Linked DNA regions of Mus musculus: region 2 is linked to region 1. A link is a loop called in an ENCODE intact Hi-C map of the cell type or tissue named here. Cell type or tissue: left cerebral cortex. All regions are shown on one strand. Links, peaks and the distances in the headings refer to the core of each region. The heading gives the core; the rest is flanking DNA.

Region 1 (8,972 bases), core at 544-8,543:
CCGACTTAATGGCACCGATTTAATGGCTTTTCTTCTTTGTTTTACAGAAACAAACTGTCACTGCTGTCAGAAAAGAGGTAATGAGTCTCCCAGTTCCAGGGAAGCTTGGTTTTAAAGTCTTCTAACAAATTATGCGTACCGTGGCTTTATGCTTCACATGCAAGTAATGAAATGAAATCCATGTGTACTGTTCAGACAGTTGTTTCCAAATCAATGGGCAGCAAAGGATGCTTGGTGAGGTCTGAATGGAGCAGATGCTAAGGCTTGGGATCTGAAATGTCCCTTGAAGCCACACATCTGAGGGATGGTCAGGGAGGACTGTGGGAGAGAAGACTGTGCATCCCCAAACTGGACCCCACTCTTACAAATCCATTTGGAATCTGAGCAGGGTGACTAGCTATCTACTTTGGTCGGTCTCTGCAGGACTTCAACGGATATCTCCCCATCTCACTTCAAACCTCCTTTGGACATTTTGTGTCCCGTCCCCCCGCCCCCCAGCTGTTGGTTTTTCTCAAACTGGCACACGATGGGTTAAGGAGAATATTGACCAGAAGTCTGAAGTGTGAACCCAAGCCCTGACTTAGAGATGTAGAGTACACTATTGGTGTAGATACATGGCCTTGGATCTTTGTAATATCAGAGTTAATTGTACTCAAGGGCGGGGAGTTGGAGATCATATTACTTATCTTGTTGCCTGACCAAAGCAACTTAAGGGTGGAAGGGTTTACCTGGCTCACAGTTCTAGGGGGATACAGTCCACCATGGGAGCAAGCGGGAGTCACAGCAGCACTGCACAAGGCAGCTGGTCACAGGGCATCCACAGTCAAGAAACAGAGAGCTATGAATGCAGTTGCTGCTCAGCTGACTTTCCTCGGTGTCTTCAATCCTGGAGCCCGGCCTGTGGCCTGGTGCTGTTCACTTTAAGGGTGGGGCCTCCCATCACAACCCAGTCTAGAAATCCCCACATAGACATCCCCAGAGGTCTGTCTGTCTGTCTGTCAAGTGATTCCCGAGTCGTGACTAACAATCACAGCTGTCTTCTAACAGCCGTCTCTCTTTCCAGATCATGTATTACCAACAGGCCTTAATGAGGTCCACAGTGAAGTCTTCGGTGTCTCTTGGAGGGTATGTCCCTGATTTGTCTTGCTAAATCACGAATGATAGGTGTGTAAGAGAATGTCTGCTTTAAGTCAAACATGACAGGCAACGTGAAAACTGACCGTAGGTTCCAATGAACCATATTTTGTCACTGCTGACTTCCAACATTAGGTTACAGGTCAGGGTCTCATAAAAATCTTCAGATAGCCTTTATACCTTCCCAAATTAATAGTTTTTTTAAAAAATGATCCATCTTCCCTAAAAGTAAGCCTATGGCTATGGGCAGAATTCATGGCAAGAACCCGTGGTTCTCCTTGCACACAGATAAGAGCATTGCTTCTGTCTCAGACATCAGGAAATGCATGAACTCAGAAGGCCCCACTTAGCTTGAGGCCAAAGGGTTTCCAGTAGTGCACTGAAGTTCCCAAACATAGGCATTATTGGTTCCAGAGGTGGAATCTAGAAGATCAGTGGTCTTGGTTCATCTGTGACAATTGCAGCTTCTAAAATGGACACCAAGACACAGATTGAGTCAACTTTGGAATGTAAAATCTTCCTATGACATGTGACAAAGCCATGTTTGAACTAGGGACAGAAAATTGACAAGGGGACAGGACTGGAAGAAAAACAGCACTATCACACTAGGACAGATCTCTCTAAATAGCTTCCCATCCCAGGGCTGTCACACATTTTTTTCTGAGAAGACAGTAATAGACATGTAACTAAGCCGATACCAGAAGAGAGGCCAGGCAGGCCAATTATGCCATGGAATTATCCGGGCTCTCTGGGTTGGATTTCTAGGAAGCCCTCTTTCTATCTGCTTTTCAGAATTGTCAAGTACAGCGAGCAGTTCTCGTCCAATGACGCCATCATGTCCGGCTGCCTTCCAAGCAATCCTTGGATAACAGACGACACCCAGTTCTGGGATTTAAATGCCAAATTGTATGTATTTCAAACATTGAAATTTTAACAAATCTGGTTTGTTTGATTTTATTTTGTCGAGTGTATGTGTGTGATGTGTTTGCACGTGTGTATGATTGAGACCAGGTGTGTGGGTCCATGTGTTCATGTGTATGGAGGCCTTAGGCTGGTATCAGATGTCTTCCTTCCACCCATCTACACTTTGTTTATTAAGTGGTGGTCTCTCACTGAGCCCATAGTTCTCCAGTTCTGGCTAGTCTACCTAGCTAGCTTTCCCTGGGGATCCCGTCTCTGCCTCCTGAGGGGGCAGTTTACAGGCGGCTACCACACCTGCTAGGTTTTTACATGAGTTCTGGAGACCCAAAGTGGTTTTCACACTTTTATAGCAAATGCTTTATCCACTGAGCCATCTCCTCAGCCCAAAATGTGCTTTATTTTAGGGTGGTCTGTGGTTCAGTTGGTAGAGTGTCTAGAATTCATGAAGCCTCAGATTTGACCCCCAACACAATATAATGGTGCACCTGTAACCCCAGCACCTGGGAGGCAGGAGGATCAGGCATTCAAGGTTCCTGAGCTACATAGCAGGTTCAAAGCCAACCTGGTATACACCAGGCCCTATATCAAGTTTGAGTTTTTTTTTTTTTGAGTTGTAATTCATATGTCATACAATTTACCCATTTAAAGTGTACAGTTAAAATTTTGTTATATTGACAGGGGAATATAATCTCTACCACAATGTTTTAAAAACAAATCTGCACCCTCTAGTTGTTGGTGCCCCCAAATCTCCACTCCCTGCCCTCCCCCTAGATGGTCAGTGGTCAATCTATTTTCTGATTATCCGTATTCTTCTATTCTAGATGCTTCCTGTAAATGACATCATAGGATGTGTGGTCTTTCATTGGGCATTTTTCACTTCCTGCTAAACTTTCAGAGTTTATTCACACTGTAGCAGGATGTAGCATTTTGTTTCAGTTTTGTATAAACAAACTTCCCTGTGTGAACCCGTCTGTCTAGAGAAGGACATTTGGGCTTTTCCCAAGTGGTAACTATCATGACAAATGCTGTCACAAACATTCGTGCACATTCAGGGTAAAAGGGAAGTCTTGGTGAGTGACAGATGCTGACTGGTAGCTGTGACCACAGCATCCAGGGACCAATATGTCACTGGAATTCTAACCTGGCTTGAAGGTGGCAGCCTGAGCCTTCATAGATTGTTTTATGACGGGGATCTTTACCCCTGAAGAACAGGGATCCACTGGGTTGTGACTCTCCCTCAGCTCTGGGAGGCCACATCTCTGGTGTGAACCCCAGGGGACTTGGAGGCTGTGTCCTCCTAGTAAGTGGCAACTTGGATTGTGTGTCTATGCAGAGGCTAGGGGGCAGAGCAAAACTGGGATCAGGTGGAGACATTGGCCAAGGACCTCATGAAGGTTGGTAGACCTATCACTCCCACTGAGGCTAAGTACAGCCCCTGTCTCCCAGGGAGTGCCACATTTACCAGTCACCATCCTTGCAGGGTGGAGATCCCAACCAAGATGCGAGTGGAGAGATGGGCTTTCAACTTCAGCGAACTGATTCGAGACCCCAAGGGTCGGCAGAGCTTCCAGTACTTTCTCAAGAAGGAATTTAGTGGTGAGTTCTCTTTCCTTCCTTCCTTCCTTCCTTCCTTCCTTCCTTCCTTCCTTCCTTCCTTCCTTCCTTCCTTCCTTCTTTCCTCCCTCTTTCCCTTCCTCCCTCCCTCCTTCCCTCCCTCCATCCCTCCCTACCTCTGTTCTTTCCTACCTTCCTCCTTCCCTCCCTTCCTCCCTCCCTTTCTTTTAATTCCTCTTCTCTCCCTCCCCTTCCCTCCTCTCTGAGACAGGATTACGTGTAGCCCAGGCTACCTCTTGGTTCTTTTGACTCTCCATCCCAAGTGCTGGGAACATGCATGAGACCCTCTACTTGGTGTTAAAGGGTGCTGAAGCTCGAACCCACAGCTTGGTGGGTGCATGGCAAAGACTTCAGGGACTAAGCAGCCCCTCCTTCCAGCACGAGTCTTTTAAAAAAAGTTACTCTCCCTTTCATGGCCAGCCTAGACTTTTAGGAGTTTTGCAGTGGGTGCTTCCATACCTTGTTAAGGTCTAAACAGGATCTCCTGCTTTCCCAGGAGTAAGAGTCTAACCTGGGTCCAGGACCTTCATTTTCCATAGGCTCAGAAAGTCACTGCATTCTGAGGTGTGTGTGTGTGTGTGTGTGTGTGTGTGTGTGTGTGTGTGTGTGTGTGTGTGTATAGCACCAGGGAATGTTAACATCTTTTCTACAATCTCCTTAGCCTCACTCACAATTCCCAGGGAATTCTCCATCCGTTCTTGGTTTCCCTCATTTCATTGCCCAGAGTTCTTCTAACCCATTTCCCTGGCCTCTGGCCCTCTACCCTCACCTAAGTACATCTTCAAAGGCCAGGAAGCTGAACAAGCTAAGCTTCCCAGGCTCTTTGGAAGTCCTATTGCCTTTAGCTTAGATGTTCTGTAGATTCAACCCAACCATGCATATCTTTTAGATTTATTTTATTTTACACACACACACACACACACACACACACACACACACACACACACACACCCACACCCCAATATGTATTTCTGTATACCATATGCATGCAGTGCCCATCCAGGCCGGAAGGGGTGTCATATTCCCCAGAATTGGAGTTACAAAGGGTTGTGAGCGGCCATATGGGTGCTGGGAATTGAACCGATCCTGGAAGAGGAGCCAGTGCTAAACCACAAAACCATCTCCAGCCCTGCACAGATATGTTAAACTCGTGTCCACCCCGGACCCAGATGCCTTTTTAATTGGACTGAGTTGCAGTCGCTGTGGTCTTGAAAGCTTCCTTGGTGATTGAAGTGTAACCTCTTGCCCTGGTTTCTTCCAAGCCTTCAGAGGATGCGGGCTTTAGTGGAGGAGGTCTGTCTCTGGGTGTCTCATCCACTGAGAAACATCCGGGAACACACTGAGGCCGGATTAGAACCAATTACACGTTCAATTTCTTTGCCACCTTTGCCGACAAATTGGCTTTTATGCGATTTATTTTATCTGTTTGTCCATTCCCATCACCGGGGAGCTCCGTGATTGGGTTTGAGACTCCAAGGCTGATTACCCTAAAGCAGTTAGTCTGGGGCCCTGCTTCTGAAGCGAGTCATACTGGACGTGCTTTAGTCTGGATGGCGGCCCGATACAGAGCATTGCATTAGAACATGGCTTGCTGTAAATCATTCTCTCTAAGCAAGCCAAATCGCATAAATGTAATAGCCCTCCGAAAGATGGATGGAACAGGAGCGGGCGCCTCGGCGCCCCGTGACTAAGTGGAAATGGTGCCATCTAGTGGACAGTAAGTAAAGTAGCATGCTGAGCTTCAGCCATGCATCCCTTGATAAAAGCAAGCATCTAGAAAATTTTCCTTGCATCTCTGAAACCGTATTATATAGTCAGTCTCCTGAGGAGCGTCAGAGGGATTCATGTATGAACAGGGAACACAAACCATTGGTTTTCTTATTTAATTAAAAACTTAAAACTTAGGTATGACCCATATGCGATTCATCCCCACCCCCACCCCCACCTTTAAATTGAAGTTTCATATAACCCAGGCTGACCTCAGATTCACTGTGTGGCTGAGGGTGAACCTGACGTCCAAGTCCTCCTGCCTCTGTCTTCCAAGTGTTCTGTTGTTGTTGTTGTTTGGTTTTGAGACAGCAGCTCTCTGGGTAGCCCAGGCTGGCCTCAAACTCGTGATCCTCCTGCCTCAGTCTCTGAAGCAATAGAATTGTGTAGCCCACCACCCTGGGCTCAATCCAGTGGCTTTGATGTCTTGCGTCATCTTATATATTCACCGAACCGTACAACTGCCAACACTAGCTAATTCTGTAACAGCTCAGGGAGGAATGCCTTACCCATGGTAGGTCATTTTCAGTTCTTCCCTCACCATGGCATGCTGCACACTCCTCTCCCTCAGTCTCCGTGGATTTGGGTATTCCACGTGCTTCTTGTGATGGGGACCGTACAGTGTGTGACCTTTTCTTACTTGGTGTTCTACACTCTTCTTTATGGCTGTATCAGGTCCATTGTCTGTGCGTACCACCTGTATTCATCCATCATGGGATTTTTTAGGTTATTTTTTTAAACTTATGTCTGTGGGTGTTTTGCTTGCAGGTATGTTTGTAAGTCTGTGTGCATGTCTGGTACTCACAGAGGCCAGAAGAGGTGAGCTGGTCCTCTAGAACTAGAGTTATAGATGGTTGTGAGCCACCATGTGGGTGTTGGGACTTGAACCTGGGTCCTCTGAAAGAGCAACAAATGCTTGTACCCATGGAACCATCTCTCCAACCCTTGAATTTGGCTTTGGGCTTTATGAATACTGCAGTGAAATCTTATATGTGTTTTAAGGTGTTTATTTAACGTTTTAAAATGAGTGTGTATAAATACTCCTGTGAGTGCATACATGTATATGTAGGTGCTTGAACACATGTCTGCCATTGAGTGTGGAAGCCTGAGAAATTGACCCCAGGAGTCTTCTTTGGTCATTCTCTGTCTTAGTCATTAGTCATGAAGTCAGGGGCTCTCAATTGAACCCAGGTCTCACTGATATGGCTGATATGGCTATCCAGCTGCCTCTACCTCCCCAAAGGGTAGGAGGATTACAGGTAGGCCTCTGTGCCCACCTTAATTGTTTTTTACTTAGTAAAATATATGTAACACAAAAATGTACCATTTTAACCATTTGAGTGCCACTGTTCACTGAGCAATCAATGTGTCTGGGTTTCTAGGATGTTGTCTCAAGCTGAAACTGTGTACTTAATTACTAACCTCCTATTCGCCCACCCCTCGGTGGCTGCCATGCCACACATGCCTCTCTTAGTTTGACAGCTTTAGGTTCCTCATGCCAGTGTAATCGTAGGATCAGTGTCTGAGCTACTTGTAACCTCTGTTCTACTCAGCATGCCATTGCTGTGAAGAGACCCCATACCACAACACCTCATAAAAGAAAGCATTTAATCGGCCTGGCTGACAGAGGTTAAGTCCCTTACCATTACAGTGGGGAGCACGGTGGCTTACAGGCAGACATGGTGCTGGAGAAGTGGCTGAGAGTTCTTCCAGATAAGAGCTCAGTCAGCCACTGGATTCGCAGTCAGCAGGAAGAGAGCGGCTCTGGGTGTGGAATGGGCTTTTTGAAATCTCAAAGCCCATCCCCACAGACACGCTTCCTCCAACAAGGCCACAAATCCTAATCTTTTCAAGTAGTAATACCCCCTGATGACCAGGTATTCCAATTGATGGTCCTATGGATGGGGGGGGGGTATTCTCATTCAAACCTCCATGATGCCTTCAAGGTTCATAGAACACCATGTTCTACCTTGCCGTCTGCTGCTGTGATAAAAACCACCACCACCCAAAACAACCTGTGGAGGAAAGAGTTTACCTCGTTCATATTTTCAGATCACAGTGCATCACCGAGGGAAGTAGAGGCAAGAAGTCAAGCAGGAGCTGAAACAGAAACCACAGAGAAGTACTGCTCATTGGCTTGTTTCCAGGCTAGTGTTTAGTTACACTTCTTATACAGTCCAGGCCCACCGCAGTGAACCGGGCCCTCTTCTATCAATAATCAATCAAGAAAATGCCCACAGATATAGCACAGGCCAGTGTAATTGAGGCAATCCCCCTCCCCCCATTGAGATTCGCTCAGATAACTCTGGGTTGTTTCCAGTTGGCAGCCGAAGCTAAGAGATTCTTTCACGGCAGATGTGTCGGTATATCACGGGTGATCCTCCTCTGTGCCATTTTGAGTTGTTTTTTTTACCTTTTGACGTTTATGAATAATTGCTCATTTAATCTAGTTATAAGTGATTAACTTTCAATAAGCAAGAGGTGTGGATGTCACAACAATAGATTAATGAAGAAAAACATTGGCCTGTGATTTCTGTCCAAAGAATATGTGCCTCTGGTTATGGGACAAATTCTAGCTAGTGTGGAGTTGTGCAGCTTCTGCCCGTCTGACATAACTGGGGGCTCTCAGGAAACACTGTGGAAGCAGAGGAGAAGGTTTTCTTTCCTATTAAACGGCACCACAGCACTTCAGAGTGTGAGTGTGTATGTACACACACACACACACACACACACACACACACACACACACACACCCTGTTACTTGCTTACTGATGACACCATCTTTATTTTCTCAGGTGTAATTGATACGTGGCATCACTAGAATCCTTGTACCAACACATCCTGATGCTTTTTGGGTTCAGCCAAGCACTGGGGAGTAAATGTGAAATTGGCAAGAGGTTAAGGATTTTGGGGGTCTGTTTTCTTTTCTCTCTCTCAGTCTAGAGGAACAAAATCTCTCTGGTTCTCATGACATTAAGCACCCCTAGTAGTCAGGTATCTTCTAAGCATCTGCTATCAGCTTTCAAATAGTCCAAGGACTTTTGGGCGGGAAGATGGTGGTGTACAGAAGGTGGGGGTCCCTGGGCACAGTCAACCAAAACAGGCAGGAGTCACATGGGCATGAGACGCAGCAGAGCGTAGGAAGCTGTAGAGTGAAGTCATCCATGCTCATGAGCCTGTGTGAATTGTTCGGGAAGTGTTTGCTATAGATAAGTTCTCGGCCAGAAAGAATATGGGCGCTGGTAGGATGGTTCGGTGGGTAAAGGCGTTTGCCGCTCAGCCTGGTGACTTCAGTTCAGTCCCTGGGACCCACATGATGAAGACGACCAACTGCATAATTCAACCTTTAACCTCTACACCCATGCCCGCCCACCAATAAACAAACAAATACCAATTTAGAAAAAGAACATGGCAGAGATTAGGATGTATCGTTGGAGGGCAGAACAGCATCCACGTCGTGAGTGGATAATCTCGTTAAACATGCTGGCAGCCAATCCAGTTTATGGCTCACGAGTCACGCCATTGCTGAGACCCAA
Region 2 (8,972 bases), core at 230-8,229, 53 kb before region 1:
CAGGCAGCATGCCAAGTGTGGATGCTTTCTAGCTGTCTAATTGTCTTTGGAGAAGGGCGAGCCCAGCCTCACTTCCCTTCTGTTGAACTGCAGCTGACCAGTGAGGTGCCTGCTGGCCCCACGTGGTTCCTCAGTGGAATATTAGGTATTGATAAGTCTTCAGAAGGTGTTGTTTGTCCAATTGAGTGAGGGAGAAATACTCTCCATCTAAGAGGATCCCCCAAGTTCCTGTTTTATTTTTACATTTGCAAATGTAATAGATACTTGTGACAACTTCCAACACGACAGAATCCTATGAATGCAAATGAGAACAGTGTGGGCTGAGGCCCATTGAGTCAGGTGAACCCAACTCCATTTATGTCTAAGGCAGGGAGTTATCAGTTGTCACAGGAGTGGGTGCTGCGGAGCTCATTAAAGTGTTCGAAGGCATGCGATGGACTCCAAGACACCTCTAGTCATCGATGGCACCAGAGACGTTTCTCTCCTCTTCTGCTGCTGTCCGCAGTCATTTGGGCTGCTCTGCCAGATTCTGCTCTTGGAGGCTGACCCTAAGATTCACCTCAGCCAGGCTGAGCTGCCCTCTTTATTGCAGACTAGAAGAGTGGCCATCCACAGTAGGAGACTGATGGCAGGACGAGAGATTTCTGGTGTTTATTCTCCAAGAGTTCTGTCCTGGAGACAGTCAAATCTCTCTGAGAAGACTATCTTCTACATAGAGAACCAGCTCTCCTTCCTTTGGGCTTTGGTAATGGGAATGACTTTCCAGTATTTGTCTCTCTCCAGACTTTCCCACGCCTTCTGGTGACTCCTTTTTTTTTTTTTTTTTTTTTTTTTTTTTGGTTTTTCAAGACAGGGTTTCTCTGTAAAACCCTGGCTGTCCTGGAACTCACTTTGTAGACCAGGCTGGCCTCGAACTCAGAAATCCTCCTGCCTCTGCCTCCTGAGTGCTGGGATTAAAGGCATGTGCCACCACACCCGGTTTTCTGGTGACTCCTTTAACACTGGCCAATTTCTAAGAAATTACTTCATGGAACTTCCTGCTTCAAAGCAGTCAGATAGATTCACCATGAGGAAATGAACCCCTTATGGTCCCTCCTCCCCTCCCACACTGTAAAAGAAGCCCAAAGGTGAGAGACATGCCTTTTAAACTCTGTACCCCCAGTCCTTGGTACAGTGGGCTGAACTACGGAAGCTACGACATTCTATCAAGATGATTATTGACTTAGGTATCGAAGGACATTGCAGCTTGTGTGGATGGCACACCATCATACGTAGAATAGATTTTGTTCTTTGAGGACAAGATCCATGGCACTGTAAATTGCGTTGCATAATATTTAGGGCTGTGATCTAAGTTTAGGCTCTGAATCACACTCTTATAAGGATGACAAGAACACAGGATACCCGTGATGAAGAGGACAATGACAGAATCATTGTAACGGAGTCATAGAACGATTAGCTATTAGCACTATGCTCCTCTGACTTGTTGGATTTGAGGGTCAGTCTCTTTGTTGAGGTATTGTTTACAAACAGCAATGGACTCTAATTTGAGCAACATAATTGAGTGTTAATAGATGAATTCGCCAGTGTAACCACCAATGCCTATTAAGGTGGTCACCTTTACAAAGATTAGTTTGTATGTATAAATGTATGCATGTAAGTGTGTTTGTGTGAGTGCACGCCTGTGCGTGGGAAGGCTGGACACACATGTTCATATGTGTGGGTGTTGTGGTCTTGGGTGTCCTGCCTTACAAGCCAGCTACTTGTTATTTAAGATATGGTCTCTCATTGGTCTGGAGCTCGCTGCATAGGCTGGGCTTGCTGGTTAGGTATCTCTAGGGATCTGACTGTCTTCTTCCAGTACTGGAGTTACAAGTGTACTTAATGCTCCGTTTTTCTTAGAAAAAAAAAAAGTGGGTCTCTGGGGATTGAACTCAGGTCCTCAGGGCTGCACAACAGGTACTTTACCCACAGTGCTCCCCTCAGTATTGAACATTTATATTTCTTGGCATTTCCCCTTCTGCCCATTCCCATTCCATCACAGACCCAGCCCTTCCAAACTGCATCAGTATTATGATCTGGTGTCCAGTGAGCTCCCTGTCACCATCCTCCAATCCTGCTGACTCCTGCTTCTCTATCCTCTCTCACTTGCTTGAACCCCCTTTCCCTTCGAGACCCCATAATGCCCCCTCATCACAGTTGCCATCCACTCAGACAAAAGGCCTTCCCAAAGCACTGTGTTGTGCCGTCTGGTTTTCGACATATCTGAATTGTGTTTTGCACTGGTTTTATGCAATTATTCTTTCCTTCCATGAAACTGTAAGTTCCTTGAGACAGAGATGATGGGAATCACAGCCTGTTTTGAATGCCAGGCCTTTCGGCACAAAGCCCAGCACACAATATAATTGTTGTTTAAATAGGTTAACGGCATCAATTTCTTTTCCAGGCTGCTACCTAAACCTTTTATATCAAATTACATATTGGAGCATTTTGGAAGGAACAGAGACTTAGCTCTGCGGGAGAGCCCCAGAGACACTCTTGCCCTTGGGAAGGCCCTGGCCCAGCTTGCCTCAAGGGGCTCTCACCTGCCTCACAGCTCCTGTTGGTTTCTGCCTGTACTGTTTGCTGGCTTCTCTATGTTTTCTGGCTTCCTCCACTCATCTTTCATTTCTGCTTCCCCCCTGAATTCAGCTCGCAATTCACCTCAGATTCCTCTTGTCTCCATGTCCCATCTCTCTGGCTCTGGTTGACATCTGCAAAGGTAATATAATAAATACTCTAAGAAGCGTAACCTAAGCTTTGTGGAACCACATCGCAGGCTGAGGACCAGCCTCTGGTACACCCACCAAGCATCTCTGGTCCAATAGGCTAAGAGAAAATCCTCCAAAATATGACTGCTTCACAGGGAAGCTTGAAAGAAGAGATGACAGTGAGCAGCATGCTCTCTACGACGGCTCCTATTCTAGAGCTGAGCACAATTCCTTACATTTTCGATTTTCCTCATTGCTGAATGACTTAAGCTCCCAATCCACCCCCTTAGGAAATCACCTCTATTTTCCTTACTCAGAATTTATAGAACTAAGAAATGCTGGCTTTATTTGCTTATGTGTATTCCGTGTAACACTAAACCCAGAAGTTGTTCCATGAGGAAACGTCAAGACATTGCAGCTTTTTCCTGGGATCCCAGCTCACATAAGGAACACGCTTCTCAGAGGTCTGGTATGATTGGCAGAAACCCCGGTCCTCTGCATCAACCCATCCCTGGAGAGCTCACATCCTTTTCACTGAAGTTTGTGATGTGGGGGCTTCTGCATGGGGCCCAGGGGAAACGAGCACTTTGACATTGTTTGCAAACTGGAGTCAGTGTTATGTGAACATGTGTGTGAGCATGCTTTCTGAGAGTGTCCACAGCGTTCAACGGATTCTTACAAATAAATGTGCCTGAAAGGAAAAAAAAATAGTGGATAAGGGCTTAGATGCTAAAGGTATACCAGTTGACTGAGCACCACTAAGGCGAATCCCTTTGTTCTTTTTCAACTTAAACATGCGAGATGCGACATTGTATATCTATCCTGCTTGTGTAGACTAAGTGGAGGCTTCATCCTTTTTTTTTTTTTCTGGATATATGCCAATATAGGCTCATCAATTGGTGACACATACCAATCTCCCCAGACAGGTTGACCCTGGAGGGGGGTTATGAATGTGTGGAGCAGGTGGCCACTCTGGAGGCATCTATTCTGTCCCATCTGCCCAATTTTTAGGTCAGTTTAAAAGTTCCTTTAAGAGTCTATTAAAGACAAACAAATACAAGTATCGGGAATTAGAAGTAAAATATAATTTGCCTAAGGGCACACAGTTAGCTAAAGAGTGTCTATGGGCTTCTTCACTTCTTCCTCTCTTGAAACCAACATCTTACTAGTTAGTCTATTTGTTAGGCCAATTAATAAAAGTCTACATCTGGTATTTTTTTTTATCTTAAATATCTATCTAGGAACAATCACAGCGTTGCTCACTTATCTATTAGAAGCTTCATGGACACTTCTATTGGATACCATGAAACTGTTTAAAATTTTCTCTTCTCTTATAAAGAAATTCTTAGCGCTGACTTACCCAAAGATGTCCAACTCTCCTGCAAGCTGGCGTCGGAAAGCTCCTTTCCCACTGTGCTCTGTCTCACTTCTGTATATAAAGAGATTAACAGGCTCACACACCTTGGGGCAGATGCTCTAGCTTCAGCATCCCTGATCTGGCCTTCCTACCTGAGGTTTGGTCCAGGTGGAGCCGGACGCCGCCCCCTGGTGGCAGGTGGGAGCCCGCGCAGTGCATGCTAATGAGCGCGCGGCGCTGCTCGCTGATTGGTTGGCGCGAATTCCAGCTGCTTTGCATGTCGGCGGGTGCGAGGGAGAGTCGAGGGGTGGAGGGCGGTATTCTGGGCCCTGCGCGCTCCGCTCTCTGTGCCTCCCGGTCTACGCCCAGGCTGGGGCAGACCAGGCTGGCTTGTGAACTTGGGGGTTTCCCCTTTCGCTCCCATTCGTGTTGTGGTCGTGAATTCATCCAGGGTCCAGAATGACGATCCGACACCAAGGCCAGCAGTACAGGCCGAGGATGGCATTTCTCCAAAAGGTACCCTGGGAATCCCCATCTGGACCCTGGCAAGTGGGCGGGGACCCAGTATGTGGAGTGTCCAAGGGAAGATTGGGCAGGGGCAGAGGGCGTCCATCTAGGTCGATCCGCGCTGCCCAATTTTACTAAATGACTTCTATGTGGCTCTATGTGTTGTATTTAAAAACCATAATGATTGGGTTTTCGCGTAAACTGTAGTGGAGAATTCGAAGGCAGCCGTGATGGTCTGCTGCAGGCCAAAAACAACCTGTTACTCAGGAGAGTGCTTGAAGCTGCGCGGTGATTTGAGACAGCCTATATTGTTACAAGGAATCGGCTATTAAATGAACATTTCCCCCAATACTAAACAGCAGGATTTTTAAGTGTGTGTATGCCTGTGTGTATAAAAAGACCAGGAAAATGTGATTTGTGGGATCAAGAGCCTCCCCTGATCCCAGGATGGCAATCTGTGTGTTTTCTGTATAGTTAGAACCGTTTCTTGTCGATGGCTAATGGCCAGAACAGGGTGTCCGTTCCCGATGGACATGTGGGAGGTGGAATGTACCTATGGGGTGACGTGTTTGGGGACAAAGTGGTTCATTTAGTTCTGGGCTTTTAAGTTAGACAGTGTGGGAAGAGACACTCACAGGATTAAGTCCCAGGTCACTTGTCTGCCCTACCTCTGGCTCATGCCACTTTTCATAGGATTATCCTGTTGAGGGAATTAGCCCGATGGATGTTCTGTGACAAGCTGGGCCCTCCCTGCCTTGAGCCTCTGGAGCTTAGCAACTGGGTGCAGTTGGTGACTAAGTATCCTAATCTACAAGATGTTAAAAGCTGGACAGACCTGGGCACACCAGGACATTCGGCACACCTGGTCATCTCCCCGAGAAGCCAGATAGAAGAGATGTAAGGGCCATGCCGTAAACAGAAGGGAACACTGTCTCACTCAGGAGAGTAGACAGTGCAGCTCCCAGCTCCTGAAAGGACAAGAGGCTGCCCAAGTCTGGTGGTCCAAAGTCGAACGTCATTTTCAGATCGTGTCTAGGCTGGTCTTCTCCTGCCGTGCAGGACGGCCCTGGCTTGGAGCTTAGAGCACCTATCTGTAGCACTCGTGTGTTTATCACTCCCATGCATCCTTTCCCTTGGCCTTCTGAGTGGTGTCTTGCTCTCCAGCATCCTCCCCCCACACCCCCGGCATGCTGTACCTCCACACAATCTTCCTCAGCTCCTCCTCAGACCCTCTCACTTCCTCCCCAGCCTGTCCTCTGATTCTCTCCATCCTAACCTTCCCCCCTCACCTCCACCCCAGCCTCCCCTTCTACACCCTGTCCAGTCCCATCTAGCCCATCTCCCCTTTACTCCCAGCCAAACCTCTTCTTCTACACAGCCTCTGCATTCACCCTACTTCATGGTCCTCACTGCCTCTCCCCTCCTCCCTGACACCCTTCATACACATTGGTTTTCTTTCCCACACTGAGTGAGTTCTCATATAGGATGTTCCCCCCACCCCTGGCCCCATTGGCTTCCTAGATGCACAGGACACTGTCCACCCTTTGCAGCCTGGTTGCTCGGGGCCCAGTTTCCACCATCTCCCTGGCTCTTCCTCTTACTCAACTCCCACTCCTGCCCTCCAAGGAGAAGAACAAAGCAGGCCAGCCACCCTAAGCTGTCACTCAGAATGTCCTCATTTCTCTAGGACCCCATGCTTTTACAGAAAGATCCTTTCCCCCCTCTGCCAAACTCCCGCTCCTCTGTGAAGCAGGGTCCTTCTGACTCCATGGGGAGAGCAACTTCCCTCTCTGGATCTACAGACTGTGTCCTCCTCACCCACAGTATTGTTCTCCTAGCTGCTTTGTCCTGGTAAGGATCCTGTCTGCTTCCCATCTGTGCCCACTGGGGTCTTGAGTTGGATCACAGAACCCCGTAGGTCAGAGGACAGAACAGAGGTCTACAGAACCTCAGGAGCCTATGGTAGAAAGTCCTCAGCAGTTATCCACCTGAGTTAGTAACCAGGCTTTCAGAAAAAAGGCCGGGACCAGCAGAATGCGGACCCAGGTGAGGTACTATTCTCCACTCCATCAGTGTCCAAGGTGGGCAGGGCTTTGCGTGCATTGTCTTGTTTTGTCAGACAGTTGCCATTGTCCTTTACAGAGAAGGATACTGAGGCTCAGAGAGGTTAAGTGACTTGCCAGGCACACAAGCATAGGTGGAACCTGGAAACAATACAGGCACGGCAAGTGTGATACAATGATCAGAGTCTTCTTCTGGTGTGGGATAGGGGAGGGGGCCTGCATAACCAGGGGACATGGGTCTGAGAACTGAAGGATAAATGGGGGAGTCTAGGCAGAGAGAGAGAGAGAGAGAGAGAGAGAGAGAGAGAGAGAGAGAGAGAGAGAAAGAAGAAGAAGAAGGAGGAGGAGGAGGAGGAGGAAGAGGAGGAGGAGAAGGAGGAGGAGAAGGAGGAGGAGGAGAAAGAGGAGGGAGGAGAAGGAGGGAGAGAGACAGACAGACAGACAGAGACATAGAGAGACACAGAGAGGAAGGAGGGGGAAGAAGAAGGAGAGAGGGAGAGAGACAGACAAACACACAGAGATAGACAGGGAGACAGAGAAAGGAAGAAGGAGGGAAGGAGAGAGAGACAGAGACAAACACACAGAGATAGAGAGACAGAGAGAGACAGAGGAGGGAAGGGGGGGGAGGGACAGATAGATGAGACTGCAGGAAGAGAGGACAACATGCACCAAGGTATGGAAGTGCAAAGACACAGGGGATCTGGTGAGTCTGAGGGTCTGTTGGCCCTTCGTAGACATATTTTAAAGCACAAGAAACAGGCAGAAAGGTAGAGGGAGCAGGGGAGACAATAATGAGCCCGATAATAATGAGCCCCCAGAATGCCTTGAAGGCAGTTTGATCCCCTACCCACCCTAGGGAATCATTGCAAAGTTTGGAACAGACAAATGATGTGCCTGACTGTAAGCTAAGATGACCACTGTGGTGAGACAGATGGATAATAAGCTATCTTCATTTCCCCCGAGTCCAGCAAGTCAATGTAAGGGTCTCCTGTACCTGCCCCATTACTCCAGACACCCTGGAAATGGAGGCTCTTCTCAAAGGCGGGAGACCGATGCTGCTCAGTAGGGCCTTGTCTCCTGTGAGTCAAAGTGTTTCCATCACAGACCTCCACCTCAAGCTCAGTGCAATTTGGGGAGGAATGGGTTTGTTTTATCTTATACTTCTAGGTAGCAGTTTATCACTGAGGGAAGTCAGGGCCCAAACCCGGAGGCAGGAAGTGAAGCAGAGGCTACAGAGGAACACTGCTTACTGAATTGTTCCCCAGTGCTTGCTCAGCCTGATGTCTGATAGCATCCAGGACTGCTAGCTCAGTGGTGCCACTGCCTACAGTAAGCTGGGCCTTCCCATATTAATCCTCAATCAAGAAAATGCCCCATAGGCTGGCTTACAGGCTAATCCTATTGAGGCATTTTCTTTATTAAGATTCCTTCTTCTACTGAGTTCAAGGCCAGCATTCACTCTACAGAGTGAATTCCAGGACAGCCAGGGCTACACAGAGAAACCCTGTCTCGAAAAACCAAAACTAACTAACTAATAATAATAATAATAATAATAATAATAATAATAATAATAATAAAAAGATTCCTTCTTCTAAAATGACCCTCGCTTGTATCAAGCTGACATGAAAACTAGCTGTTACAGCTACATAGTGAGTGTGAGATCGATCTTGGCTCAAGAAGACAAGTGTGACCGAAAGGTAGCGATCCACCTGCCGGGGCTTTACTATAGAATTAGCTGGTGACACATGACAAACTGAGGAGCATCTGGCCCCATAGACCCTTACTCTGGTGCTGGTCCACATATCTCAATGGTAACATGGTCACTATCCTGGCCATTTTAGCTTCAGTGCCCCGGGGATTTCTTGATGTCATCGGAAGGAGCCCTCTTTTAGGTGACTTGACTTTTCTGTGTCGCTTATGGTATCTCCCTTCTGCTTAGATAGCCATTGAGAAGCAGCGGTGTTAAGGAGATTTGGTGCAGAGGGAGAGAATTGCTCTCCCATATCATCCTTTTTATTAGGTATACAAAATGCAGTGCTGGGGTGCCAGGTGCCAGGCGCACCAAGGAGCTTGGAGTCCAGTGGGTAATGCATACTGGGTAAACCGTGAGAAACACGGTATGTGGTTGTGGGGCATTGTTGGAGGATGTGCCCAGTGCGGGAGAAGTATGCTGTGTATGCTGTGCTCGGGATCGGAGGAGTAAGGTTGCTCAAGGAGGCTTGTAACTGAGTTATGAAAAATCATTGATGTTTTTCCAGGAGGAGGGGAAGATGGGCAACATCTTAGGCTGATATAAAA

The links. Peaks named below come from ENCODE experiments on the same cell type or tissue, not always from the same donor. Only the 100,000 strongest peaks of a DNase experiment are listed, where the experiment ranks them.
Region 2: a loop joins it to region 1, with 3.0 times the contacts of the local background. A loop is called at or near these places in 12 of 42 quality-filtered maps.

What each region holds. Positions count from the first base shown.
Region 1 is chr11:109,241,132-109,250,103 of GRCm38, reverse strand. It overlaps Rgs9 (regulator of G-protein signaling 9), which reads left to right. Exons shown (of 19, transcript NM_011268.2): 10 at 48-77; 11 at 1,064-1,125; 12 at 1,927-2,040; 13 at 3,536-3,651. Among named protein-coding and RNA genes, the nearest start is that of Gm39440, 26 kb to the right of the region's middle. In left cerebral cortex, for the core only: a CTCF peak has its summit at 5,376 (motif pointing left); a DNase peak (open chromatin) is centred at 5,274; H3K4me3 peaks cover 316 bases.
Region 2 is chr11:109,293,586-109,302,557 of GRCm38, reverse strand. It overlaps Rgs9 (regulator of G-protein signaling 9), which reads left to right and starts at 4,377. Exons shown (of 19, transcript NM_011268.2): 1 at 4,377-4,620. The coding sequence starts at 4,564. It overlaps Gm39441 (a long non-coding RNA gene), which reads right to left and starts at 4,328. Exons shown (of 3, transcript XR_880277.3): 1 at 4,108-4,328. In left cerebral cortex, for the core only: a CTCF peak has its summit at 4,306 (motif pointing left); a DNase peak (open chromatin) is centred at 4,349; H3K4me3 peaks cover 1,275 bases; H3K27ac peaks cover 361 bases.